Linked DNA regions of Homo sapiens: region 2 is linked to region 1. Evidence: chromatin contacts called from ENCODE Hi-C or POLR2A ChIA-PET data. All regions are on one chromosome and are shown on one strand. The core of a region is the stretch at or near the end of the contact, and the rest is flanking DNA. Distances in the headings are between cores, read along the strand shown.

Evidence for each region. A loop is a pair of places that touch in the nucleus more often than their neighbours do. ChIA-PET counts read pairs that join two places held with the same protein, here RNA polymerase II (POLR2A). Pooled maps may share reads with other maps.
Region 2: a map with no recorded cell type shows a loop between it and region 1 (4-fold over the local background). The contact joins the enhancer-like site here to the promoter of P2RX1 in region 1. A Hi-C loop is called at or near these places in 10 of 37 single-sample maps with no recorded cell type and 5 of 50 pooled maps. POLR2A ChIA-PET finds 5 or more read pairs at or near these places in 1 of 52 experiments (OCI-LY7).

Annotation. Positions count from the first base shown.
Region 1 is chr17:3,911,547-3,918,018 of GRCh38, forward strand. P2RX1 (purinergic receptor P2X 1) reads right to left here and starts at 4,919. Exons shown (of 12, transcript NM_002558.4): 1 at 4,543-4,919. The coding sequence starts at 4,679. RefSeq lists enhancers at 108-177, 2,611-2,670, 2,741-2,810, 3,041-3,120, 4,023-4,092 and 1 more.
Region 2 is chr17:4,391,913-4,398,384 of GRCh38, forward strand. No RefSeq gene overlaps it. Among named protein-coding and RNA genes, the nearest start is that of UBE2G1, 28 kb to the left of the region's middle. RefSeq lists a silencer at 1,713-1,762 and enhancers at 3,782-4,552, 4,136-4,215, 4,553-5,322. Within about 2 kb of position 4,204, at least 6 of the 41 ENCODE cell types and tissues checked have a DNase peak (open chromatin) inside an H3K27ac peak, as active enhancers do; they include OCI-LY7, where a contact is called at or near this core.

The DNA.
Region 1 (6,472 bases), core at 3,669-6,168:
TCCCATCCCTGCGGCCTCTTCACAGCTGTCCTGCCTCCGGTCCCCACGCCCACCCCTGCCTGCTCCAGGCCCTCCCCTGCTAGACATCCTGTCTTGGCTCCCTTCTGCCTGCAGAAGAAATCCGGGCGCCTCAGCCTGGTGTTCAAAGGCCTTCGCCATCGCCCCTGCTCTCCCTTTCACAGCCTCTCCCTTGGGCTCCTTTTATGGCCCCTTCAGCCTAGTCCCAGTGACACCTTCTCTATTCCTCTCCGGCCCCAAGACCTTGGTTCACACTGTGTCCCGACAGGAGAGCCTGGAAGGGTGGGCACGCAACCAGGCTCCTCCAATCAGGGCATTCCGTTTCCTTGACTGCAATGATTGATTGGTTCTGGGGTGGGCACGGGACCCGACCCCGGCCAATAAGAATTGAACCTGAGACTTTTGCTGGAGCTCTGGAGAAGGAGCCACTCTTGTGCCTCGGGAGTGGCTAAACTGGTGAGATGTTAGCTTGGAGCTGCTGGTGGCCGTTTCACCACTGTGAAGACAGAGAACTTGCCTGAGAATGAAGCCTCCACAGAGGAAAGAAGAGCCAGGAAAGGGAGATAGGTCATGGGCAGCTTCTTTTGAGAACCAAGACTGGACCCGCAGGAATTCCTCATCCCCTCTCCCCTCTAAACCTTACTCCTCCTGTGTCTTCATCCTGGAGGATCCAGCCGGGCCTGAAACCCACACTGATTTTTCAGTTACATAAACCACCGGATACCCCCACCTTTCCTTTTATTTATATATTCATTTATTTGTTTGTTTTTTTATTTTTTTTTTTGAGACGGAGTCTCACCCTGTTGCCCAGGCTGGAGTGCAGTGGTGCGATCTCGGCTCACTGCCATCTCCGCCCCCCAAGTTCAATCGATTCTCCTGCTTCAGCCTCCCGAGTAGCTGGGATTACAGGCGTGCGCCACCACACCCAGCTAATTTTTGTATTTTTAGTAGAGATGGGTTTTCACCATGTTGGCTAGGCTGGTCTCAAACTCCTGACCTCAAGTGATCCACCCGCCTTAGCCTCCCAGAGTGCTGGGATTACAGGCGTGAGCCAACGCACCCGGCCCACCCTTCCTTTTAAATCTGTTTGATTAGACTTTTCTCACAGGAACCAAAGGAGTCTGGCTAATTCACCCTCAGTTCCTCCCTCTCCCTCTCTCCATTCCATGTCCCACCTCTGTTCCCCGGCACAGCACCAGGCATGGAGAAGATGCTGCAGAAACGGTCCCTGGATGTGTTTCTCCCCCCAATAATTTCTATCCATCCTTCTCCCTGATTGGTGCACTCTGATCTCCACTTGGAGATCTCAGAACATGTGATTTCAAGAGGTCTGTGTGGAGGCGCAGGGGATGAGTGAGGACTTAGTTGAGAAGAGACCCAGAGGGACTGGAGAGAAAGCTGAGAGCAGGCCAGCCCAGCCCACAGCCCCCAGGTCTTTGCTTATGGCTGGTTCCATCAGTGTGTCACCTCCTCCAGGAAGGCCTCCCTGGCTTCCTCCCCACTGCCTGTACACCACCAGGGACAGAGAGCTCATCAGCTCTTCGGGGAGAGCTCTAACTGAGACCATCTTTTTTTTTTTTTTTTTGAGATGGAGTCTCACTCTGTCACTCAGGCTGGAGTGCAATGGGGCAATCTCAGCTCCACTCTGCCTCCAGGGTTCAAGTGATTCTGCTGCCTCAGCCTCCCAAGTAGCTGGGATTACAGGCGTGCACCACCACACCCAGCTAATTTTTTCTATTTTTAGTAGAGACGGGGTTTCACCATGTTGGCCAGGCTGATCTCAAACTCCTGACCTCAGGTGATCCTCCCACCTCAGCCTCCCAAAGTGTTGGGATGACAGGCATGAGCCACTGTGCCCAGCCTTAACTGAGACCATCTTAACTGGATCTGAGAGGGTCAGCTCAGCTCAGCCTTCTGGTCTCAGGCCCACTCACTGCCTGCACTTGCCCAGGATCTCCTGGAGGAGCATGACTGGCGGAGACCATGGCCTCGGTTTTCCTCCTGAGTCTGTGTTCTTGGCTTCTCAGCCTCCCTGCTCAGCCTCAGTAACTCTGTCCATCTCTGAGTCTCGGGACCTCCCACCCTTCGTCTGAGTTGTGCTCTGGCGTTTGTCCCTCTGTCCAGGTCTGTCTCTGTGTCCACCCATCCCCCACCCAGGCTTTGCCCTGTGTCTGGGACACGGGGGCCTGGCTCTTCTCTCATGCTCCTTTCCATCCCCTGGCAGTGCCCACAGGATCAGACATGAAAGCAAAGCCCTCCTCAGGAAACAGCAAAGTGCTGAGCTGAGTGCACTCTTGGGGGGGGTGGTCCCCTGCAACCCGTGCCCCACGGGCCGGTTAGGAAGCTGAGTCCGGAGATGCCAAGACCAAGTCCAGGCTGGGTCAGGGGTTCGGTTTGCCGCTGTGGGTTCCTGGCTGAGAGGTCAGTGCAGTACTGAGCAGTGGCCAGACGAGGGCGCAAGAGACAGCAGGCACCACAGCCTGAGCAGGAGCTGGAAGCCTGGGCCTGCAGCCCTGGGGGTTGCTGGTGATGACGGACTCTGCCTTCCTTCCACCCTCTGCTGTGTGACGTGGGCAGGCCAGTGCCCTCTCTCTGAGGAGGTTGCCTTTCCAGAATATCAAGGCTGACTTTGGAGCCATGCAGGTGGGTTCAAATCCTGGTTAGTCTCTTACTAAGCTGTGAGATCCTGGCTAATCCCTGTGGTCCTGAGCCCCACAGACACCGAGAAGGGCCACATCCATTTGGAAACTGATTAGACAGTCTTGGGAGGGAAGACAGGCAGGAGGACGGTAGTGAGGTCCCCGTCACTGGAGGTATAGGTTCCCGGCTGGGCAGCAGCTTGGGGCATAGGCTACGGCTGGGAATGGGTGGGTCCCTCCAACGCTGACAGCCTGTGACACACACAGAGGAGGGACCTGGTGCCCCTCACACCTGCAGATCTGAAAGCAGAACTAGGGAGCCGCAGGGGCAGAGAGAGGACAGCCTTCCCCCAGCCTCTTCCAGCAAGGGTAGGCTGGGCCTGCGCAGACAGCCTCTCCCAGGGACGGTCAGGAGTGATACTAAGGGTGGACTTCCGGCCCGTCCTGTACCTGGCATCCCACCATCAGTGCCCAGTAGAAAGGATCCACAGCCCCTTGTGATGGTGAGGAAGGAGAAGGCACAGCAGAGGCCTGGGGGTCAGGAGGGCTCAGCTGCAACCCTGGGTTTGCTGCTGACTTGCTGTGGACCTGGAAACCCCACTGCCCCTCTCTGGGCCTCAGTTTCCCTCACAAGCTCAGACATCACAGATGTCAAATTAGTTTCTGAACAAGAGAGAGGAGAGGTCAAGGCTGGGGTCTGGCCCTGGGTCCACCTGGCCGGCTCTGAGGTTCTGGGGACTGGTGGGACAGAAGGAGGGCTCTTTTGGACGCCAGAAGTTTCCGGGGGACTAGGACTTCATGGTCCTTGTTTGGGCCCTGGGTCAGCCTGCCCTGGACTCCATTTAGCAGTTCTGGTTCGGAACCATGGTAAAAATGGGGAGGGTAGAGCTCTCAGAATCACACGGCAAAGGCAGGCAGGGGCTACTGGGCACCCCTAGGACCCCAGCAGGGGCTGAGCCCCCTCCAGTGGCCCTGGGGCCTCCAGGAGACCTCTGCAGAGTCACTGTGAGTGGACAAGATGCACCACACACAGGGGACACACACTGGCCACCCAGACACTTGGCCACAGGGCAGACATGGGCACAGCCATATGTACACATAAGGGTACCCACATGTGGGCACTCAGCACCAGGGACACACACCCAGACACATATAGGCACAGAGCTCCATATGCACACTCACAAGTGTGCCAGCCTCTGCCAGGCCTGTCTTGGCTCCCGAGACAACCATACTGCAGGAGCGTCCCACGCTGCCTCTGATTCTGCACTCCCAGCCCGGTGGGACAGGTCCGGAGATGCCCAGAAAGGAACTATCATCCCTGGGACCAGAACCAATCTCTGTCCTCCGCCTGACATGCCAACATGAAGGCACCAGGTATTCAGAATGTGAGAGTTTCTCTGCTCCGGGGGCCTCAAACGTCCCTGGATGTCCCTTGCTCAGGCAGGGAAGCTGGCAGCAGAGTCTGTCTCTCTCTAACTTGTCATATGGGGTGACGGGTGTGGGGTATGGCCTCTGTGTGTCAGTGGCGGCCTGGTTTGGCAGGCGGTCAGAGGTCGAGGACTCAGTGGCTGTGGTTGGTGGTGCCCTGGCCCTGAACACCACTAACCACTCAAAGGAACCATAACACTGAGCCGGCTCCTCAGAACCCAGAGACTCTGCCTCCTGTTCACCGAAGGCCCCCGGGCAGGGCTTCCCCTCCGGCCTCGTCCCCATCTCAACAGCGAGTTGGCAGGATTTTCTATTCTCGCACAGTGGCTTGCCAGGAAGGCCTTCCCCTGGATGGAGAGGAAGAGGGGCTCGCTGGTGTCACGCAAGGGATGTCAGAGTCTGGAGGACAGGCCCGGGGTAGGGGCTGGTGCAGGCAGCGGGAGGCGCCCGGACTCACCCGATGACGTAGACCAGGACCACCAGCTGGATCAGTCGGAAGATAACGCCCACCTTCTTATTACGCACCAGCACCATGCGGGGGGTGTCATACTCGAAGAGGAAGGCGGCCAGCTCCTCCTGGAACCGCCGTGCCATGGTGGGCCGGCTGGGGCTCAGAACTGAGCCCCCTGCACGGCCTCTGCTCTCAGGGTGAGCCGGGTGCCACCACCCACGTCGATGGTAGAGCTTCTGGGGGCTTCCTGGCCCCTTAGGAAGAGCAGGGCGGTGCAGGTGGAGCCAGAGGACAGGAGCCAGAGGTCAGCTGGAGGCACTTGGGTTGGAGAGAGAATCCCTGGGTGATCAGAGCAGCTCTTGGCCCCTGGAAGGCAACAGACTGCAGGCCAGCCTCGCCCATGGACAAATAAATTCCCAAAGATAGATGGGGCGGGGCTGGTGGGGCCACCCAGGCCCAGCCCCACTGCCCCTCCTGGCTCTGCGTGGGCCTTGTTGGGCCTCCGGAAACAGGAGTTGTTGGCAGGAAACCACAGGCCACCCGTCACAGGGGCAAAGATAAAGCTCTCAGTCGACTCCTCAAGTTATCCTCCCCCCAAAACCTGGCAAGATGGAGCTCTGGCCAGGGCCTGGGGGAAGCTGGAGTCTCCTCAGATTAGGGGACTCCCCGCGACTCCCCTCCACTGCCAAAATGAGACCTCCATCCCCAGCCCCATCCACCACCCTCCACCCTCCCCCACCAGGGTTGGCTGCTTCGTCCCTGGGGGTCTGCAGCGAGCAAGGCAGAGAGGAAGGAGGCTCTGAGTTCCAGCCTGGCCTGTGCCCGGTCAACCTCGGTGCTGAGCTGGCATCTCTATCCCCCAGCTCTCCTCTCCCACTGTCTGTCCTGCCGGGGCCACCATCAGAGGGAGAGAGGTGGCAGGTGCCCAGCCAAGACCAGCACCACATCCGTCACCAGTGCCATGGGGGGCCCAAGACCAGCCGAGAGAGCCTGACCTCGGAGATCCCTGGCTCTGCCACTTCTTGGCTGTGGGGGCTGGGTGTCACCTTGCCTCTCCGAGCCTGCTTCCTCATCTGTAAATTGGGGTAATAAGGGCTGTTCCTTCTAGGTCGAGGCTCACAGGGGATGGGTCTCAGCAACACGGGACAGAGAACTGGAGGCCACCATTGAGTCTGGGGCACAGCACCTCTGCAGTCCCTGCCTTCCCTTCCCACCCCCAGCTCGGGCCCTGAACACAGGGGTTTGGGGTGGGCAGAGGGTCCCACGTTGGCTCCTCAGAGCTGGAGGCCTCCCCAGCCCCACCCCTCGTTTTGAAGATGAGAAAACCAAGCTCAGAGAAGAGAAATGAGTTGCCCAAGCTCACCCGGGGTGGTACTGGAGGTTCAAGCTGGAAGCAGGGGCCTCCCTGGCGAGCCCCCACGGCCCTGTCGTCGGAGCCGCCCCACCCTTAAGGCTGATAAGGAGTCTTCTTGCTGGCGAGCCATGAGCTGGAAGTGCTCTGGGCAGGGAGCCAGGCCCTGGGGCTGGGAATCCCGGCAGCCTGTCTGAATGGGGGTCACCCACAGAGGGCTGCCCATGGCCCCTTCCAGCACCCAGGTCAGTCTCTCCTTGTCAAGTAGATCAGCCTCACCCCTCGCGGAGTTTCTGCTAATCCAGTGGGTGTCATGGGCTTTTCTAAAGAAAATCCAGAGATGCTGGGAGCCAGAACTGTGGTGGCCACGTCTCCCCTTGGCCTGACCTTGACCCTAGACAGTTCCTTTCCCAGCTGCCCCTGTGGCCATTGGAATGGGAGGCACCAGGACACAGCTGCTTGTGATGGGGAGTGGGGTGGGTGCTGAGACTGTGTGGGCCATTCTGGGTCCCTTTTCAGCCACCCTTCTCCCTGATATGCGTTCTAGAGAGTGGGTGGGGTGGGAGGGAACGGAGGGAGGAAGGG
Region 2 (6,472 bases), core at 2,954-5,453, 480 kb after region 1:
GCCTGACCAACATGGAGAAACCCTGTCTCTACTAAAAATACAGAAAAATATTAGCCAGGCGTGGTGGTGCATGCCTGTAATCCCAGCTACTTGGGAGGCTGAGGCAGGAGAATCGCTTGAACCCGGGAGGCAGGGGTTGCAGTGAGCTGAGATCGCGCCATTGCACTCCAGCCTGGGCAACAAAAGTGAAACTCCGTCTCAAAAAGAGAGAAAAAAAAGAAAGAAAACAATGCTGCAATGACTGTCCTGGTGCATATTATATATATCTTGGGTTACCTGTGTACCTGTAGTGTAAATTTCTGAAAGTGGGATTACTGGAACAAAGAGTTTGTGTATTTCATTTTTTGATAGATATTACCAGTTTGCCCCATAAAGGGGTTGTACCAGTTAACTTTCCCACCAACAAACAAGGTGTGGCAGTGCCTGTTTCAGACACCTTCATCCCCAGCCTGGACAACATGGCAAAACCACATCTCTACAAAAAATATAAAAATTAGCTGGGTGTGGCGGGCACGCGCCTGTGGTCCCTGCTACCCAGCTACCTGGGAGGCTGAGGTAGGAGGATCTCTGGAGCACAGGAAGTTCAGGCTACAGTGAGCCATGATCGTGCCACTGCACTCCAGCCTGGGTGACAGAAGGAGACCTGTCTCAAGCAAACAAACAAACAAACAAAAAGCAAAGAACAGACACCTTCACCCACTTGAGTGATTTTGTTTTGTTTGTTTTGCCAATCTGATAAGTGGAATGTTCTTTCTCATAGTTTTAATGTACATTTTTAAAACATCCCCCAGGTGGGAGCAGTGGCTCACCCCTGTAATCCCAGAACTTCAGGAGGCTGAGGCGGGCGGATCACCTGAGGTCAGGAGTTCAAGACGAGCCTGGGCAAGTTGGTGAAACCCCATCTCTACTAAAAATACAAAAATTAGGAGGGTGGATCATGAGGTCAGGACTTCAAGACCAGCCTGGCCAAGATGGTGAAACCCCATCTCTGCTAAAAATACAAAAATTAGCCGGGCATGGTGGTGGGCGCCTGTAATCCCAGCTACTGGGAGGCTGAGGCAAAAATTGCTTGAACCCGGGAGGCGGAGGTTGCAGTGAGCTGAGATCATGCCACTGCACTCCAGGCTGGGCTACAGAGCAAGACTCCGTCTCAAAATAAATAAATAAATAAATAAATAAATAAGAGGCCGGGCACAGTGGCTGACACCTGTAATCCTAGCACTTTGGGAGGCCAAGGCGGGCAGATCACCTGAGGTCCGGAATTTGAGACCAGTCTGACCGATATGGAGAAACCCTGTCTCTACTAAAAATACAAAATTAGCCAGGCATGGTGGCGCATTCCTATACCAGCTACTCGGGAGGCTGAGGCAGGAGAATCGCTTGAAGAACCTGGGAGGTGGAGGCTGCGGTGAGCCAAGATCGCACCATTGCATTGCACTCCAGCCTGGGCAACAAAGGCAAAACTCTGTCTCAAATAATAATAATAATAATAATAAATAAAACATCCCCCTCCCCCTTAATATACATTTTTCATATTATGAATAAGATTGGCCAGGTGCAGTGGCTCACACCTGTAATCCCAGCACTTTGGAAGGCCGAGGCAGGTGCATCACCTGACTTCAGGGGTTTGAAACCAGCCTGACCAACACGGTGAAACCCCATCTCTACTAAAAATACAAAATTAGCCAGCCGTGATGGTACACGCCTATAATCCCAGCTACTCAGGAGGCTGAGGCAGGAGAATCGCTTGAACTGGGGAGGTGAAGGTTGCAGTGAGCTGAGATCAAGTCACTGCACTTTAGCCTGGGCAACAAGAGTGAAACGCTGTCCCCCAACTCCAAAAAAAAGATTGAGCCTCTGCAATAGAAACCCAGAGGCCCGTCTGTAAGTGGAGTGGGCTTCGGCCCTGGCCCCAGGCTGAGGCACTGTGTCTCTACTCCCCACCTTGCAGATAAGATGGCTTGGCAGCCGGGACCCTCGGCCCTCCCAGGAGCTGTCTCCTGCAGCCCCTCACCTGGGATGAGTAACATTTATCTGGGGAGACTGGAAGAGGCATGTTTTACTCAGACATCCTGGTTTGTCCTGCTTTTCTCTCCCTGAGGGCTGGGACTTACCCTCCAATGCAAAACGGGCAGATTTGCAGCAGGGGAATGGCAAGATGAGACCTGCTTTTATTGGAACTGAGCTGGAACCGATGGGGAGTGGGGAGGAGGCTGCAGCAGGTGGGGAGAGTGAAAATGAGTGAGCCGAGCAGCCGGATGGACCCAGAGATCCTCAGAGGTGGCCCCACTGGGGACAATGGGGTGAGATAGAACCGAGGGAGAGAAGCAGACAGGTGACCCCCGGGAGCAGGGAGAGTTGGATGGTGGGTGAGTTGGAGGTTGTTTGTGGGATGGACAAAGGACATGAAGAAATGTTTGTTAGATGAATGTCCTCCCAGAGGCTAAAGGAATGGGGTAGTCACATGTCCAACCCAGGATGTGAATGTGGCCAGTCTGGCCACAGCAAGTTAAACTACCTCTGGGGTGTGTCCTGCTCCTGGCTTCCTGTAATCTGGTTCCTTGGAGGCTAATTAACACAGAGCTAGCTTTGCTCCAGGTTTCCCACCTTGGTGTAGCTCCTTCCATGCTGTCTCTTGGCTCAGGGATGGATGGGTTGGGGAGCGGGCTCCTGACTGATGGAGGGGGTAGTATGTAGGCTGGAGGCTGGAGAGCTGGGTCCAGCTAAGCCTAGCCCCCATCCAGGCTTCCAGAGTGTGTTTGCTGCTGGCTTGAGATCAGCAGGTAGTGAACCAGGCCAGGAGGTCATTGCCCTCTCCAGGCCTTGGTATTCTAGATCCTTCTCCTCCTTTGGCCCATCTTCCTTCCTTCCTTCCTTCTTTCCTTCCTTCCTTCCTTCCTTCCTTCCTTCCTTCCTTCCTTCCTTCCTTCCTTCCTGCCTTCCTTCCTTCCTTCCTTTTTTCTTTCTTTCTCTCTCTCTGTCTCTCTCTCTCTCTCTTTCTCTTTCTTTCTTTCTTTCTTTCTTTGAGACAGAGTCTCACACTGACACCCAGGCTGGAGTGCAGTAGCGCAATCTCAGCTCACTGTAACCTCCGCCTCTCAGGTTCAAAGGATTCTCCTGCCTCAGCCTCCCTGGCCCATGTTTATTCCAGTGGCTCTTGCCCTCTCTCTCCCACAGTTGCCAATCCCAAATGAAGATATCTCTCAGGGGCAGCAAGAACCCCCATTCTAAGCACTTTAACCTCTTTTCTTAGGATAGCCAGATAAAATACAGTAACACTCAGTTACCAGCCTGGACAACACGGCGAAACCCCATCTGTACCAAAAATTTTTAAAAAAGCAACAAGTAGCTGGGAATGGTGGCTTGCACCTGTAGTCCTACCTACTTGGGAGGCTGAGGTGGGAGGATCACCTGACCCCAGGAGGTCGAGGCTGCAGTGAACCATGATTACACCACTGCACTCTAGCCTGGGTGACAGGGTAAAACCCTGTCTCAAAAAGAAAAAAAGAAAGAAAGAGAAAAAGGACACTTAGTTAAATTTAATTTCAGATAAGGAATTATTATTATTATTATTGTTATTAGAAACAGAGTCTCGCTCTGTTGCCCAGGCTGGAGTGCAGTGGCACGATTGAGGCTCACTGCAACCTCTGCCTCCCGGGTTCAAGCAATTCTCGTTCCTCAGCCTCCCAAGTAGGTGGCAGTACAGATGTGCAGCACCACACCGGTCAATTTTGGTATTTTTAGTAGAGATAGGATTTTGCCATGTTTGCCAGGCTGGTCTCGAACTCCTGGCCTCAGGTGATCTGCCCGCCTTGGGCTCCCAAAGTGCTGGGATTACAGGCGTGAGCCATCACGCCCGACTAATTTTTCAGTATAAGTATATTCCAAATACTGCATGGGATATAATTATACAACAAAATTTAGCTGCTTATTTGAAATTCAAATTTAACCGTGTGCATGTATTTTTATTTGCGAAATCTGGCAGCCTTGCCCGTTCTTCCGTAGCAGTTCCAGACAGCCACGGCCACCTGGTCCTGGTCCTCGGGAGTACCGACACAACTGCCACCCTAAAGGGCACCAGGAACTCTACCTCCATCAGCTCGCAGATGGTCACCGTGGCAGCTGTCTCTAAGGAGGGTGTTCACTCCTCTTCCACAGATGACAAAACTGAGACTCCAAGAAGCCAAGTGACTTGTGTAAGGACAAACGGTAACCAAGGCGCAGGGGAAGCAGCCAGCCTTTGCCAGTCTGACTCCAAAGTTCAAGTTCTATGTACACCCCAGGTAGCTTGGCAAACCACCCACTTCTCGAACAGGAAGGCCTCAACCCTGCCGTTCACAAAGGAGGAAAAAGACAGTGTGTGCAGGCCCCCAGGCACAGGACAGACAAGATTCGGTGCTAGAATATTCAAAGTGATTTTGAAACCCAGCGCCTCTTAGTAATAACAATACCAGTTTCGGTCATTTGCATAACTTTCTACCGTTAACAAAAGGTATCCCCAGCAGTTAATTACAATGACAAAGAAGGCACAAGGAGGCCGGGGCGGTGGTTCACGCCTGTAATCCCAGCACTTTGGGAGGCCGAGGCAAGTGGATCACCTGAGGTTAGGAGCTCAGCCTGGCCAACATGGTGAAACCCCATCTCTACTAAAAGTACAAAAAATTAGCCGGGTGTGGTGGCACATGCCTGTAATCTCAGCTACTCGGGAGCTGAGGCAGGAGAATCGCTGCAATCCGGGAGGCGGAGGTTGCAGTGAGCTGAGATCGCGCCACTGCACTCCAGCCTGGGCAACAAGAGCGAGACTCCGTCTCAAAAAACAAAACAAAACAAACAAACAAAAAAAGAAGGCAGATGGGAGAGAGAATGGTCTGTAGGATCCCTCTGCAGACCCTGGGACGTTTCCTGTGCTCCCACTGGACATGGCTGGGGTGGGTGGGTGGGTGCTGGGCAGATCCTTCTGGGCCAACTTCCAGGAGCTTCTAGATGAGGGTCCTGAAGTCACAGGCTCTGAGCGTGGGTCTGGGCAGCGCACAGAGGGCTTGGGTCCCAGTGGCCAGTTCCAGCTCTGCCTGCAGGACCCCAGTGTTGGCGAACATGCCATCGGTTACAGTTCCTGACACCACCTGCTGGACTGGATTCCAGGCGGTGTAAACCAGTCTCTGCTCTCAGGGAGGGTCTGAAAGACGACGGATCCTTTGAGGGAGGGAACTGGGAGCCCAGGCCCTCAAGATGGGTTAGGAGTAAACTGGAGGGGAGGGGCTTGGGACACCTGCCGGGGGAGTCCAGGGTGGGGTAAGACGCTGGAGAAAATATGATCAAAATGAGACTTATGTAAATCAAATCTCGTTTGGTTGCAGATCTTTTACTGCTGTTTTGATCTGCCATTGGCAGAGACTGCTGACTACTTGGGCTTTTGAGTTTTTCTTCCCCTTTTTACGTGCCATGTGGGGCAGGGGGCGGGAGGAGGTGGGGTGCCCTTTAGGCCACCAGGTTTTGTTTTTGTTTTTTGAGACAGAGTCTCGCTCTGTTGCCCAGGCTGGAGTGCAATGGCGTGATCTTGGCTCACTGCAACCTCCACTTCCCGGGTTCAAGCGATTCTCTTGCCTCAGCCTCCTGAGTAGCTGGGACTACAGGTGCGTGCCACCATGCCCGGCTAATTTTTTTTGTGTGTGTGTGTTTTTAGTAGAGATGGGGTTTCACCGTGTTAGCCAGGATGGTCTCGAACTCCTGATCTTGTGATCCGCCCGCCTCGGCCTCCCAAAGTGCTGGGATTACAGGCGTGAGCCACCGTGCCCAGCCATTTTTCTTTTCTTTTCTTCCTTTTTCTTTTTCTTTCTTTTTTTTTTTTTTTTTGAGACAGGGTTTCACTCTGTCTCCCAGGCTGGAGTGCAGTGGCACGATCTCACCTCACTGCAACCTCCACCTCCCGGGTTCAAGCGATTCTCCTGCCTCAGCCTCTTGAGTAGCTGGGATTACAGACACCTGCCACCACACCCAGCTAATTTTTTATTTTTAGTAGAGACGGGGTTTCACCATATTGGTCAGGATGGTCTCGAACTTCTGACCTCAGGTCATCTGCCACCTCGGCCTCCCAAGGTGTGCTTACAGGCATGAGCCACCACACCCGGCCTTAGGCCATCAGGGTTTAAGGAGTGCCAGGAAACTGTTAAAGGAACCTTGGGGGATCTTTCAGAAATATTTAAAAAAAAGATGAGGCTGTGGATATGCCTCCCCACCCCTACCCTCTAGTTTCTTCATTGAAAATTTTAGTTTTTTTTCCTTGCCCAATTTTCTCTTGTGAGTGGCTCTCTCTAAAATTGTAGTTCTGGATGGGCAGGTGGCTCACGCCTGTAATCCCAGCACTTTGGGAGGCTGAGGCGGGTGGATCACTTGAGGTCAGGAGTTCAAGACCAGCCTGGCCCACATGGTGAAACCCCATCTCTACTAAAATACAAAAATTAGCTGGGTATGG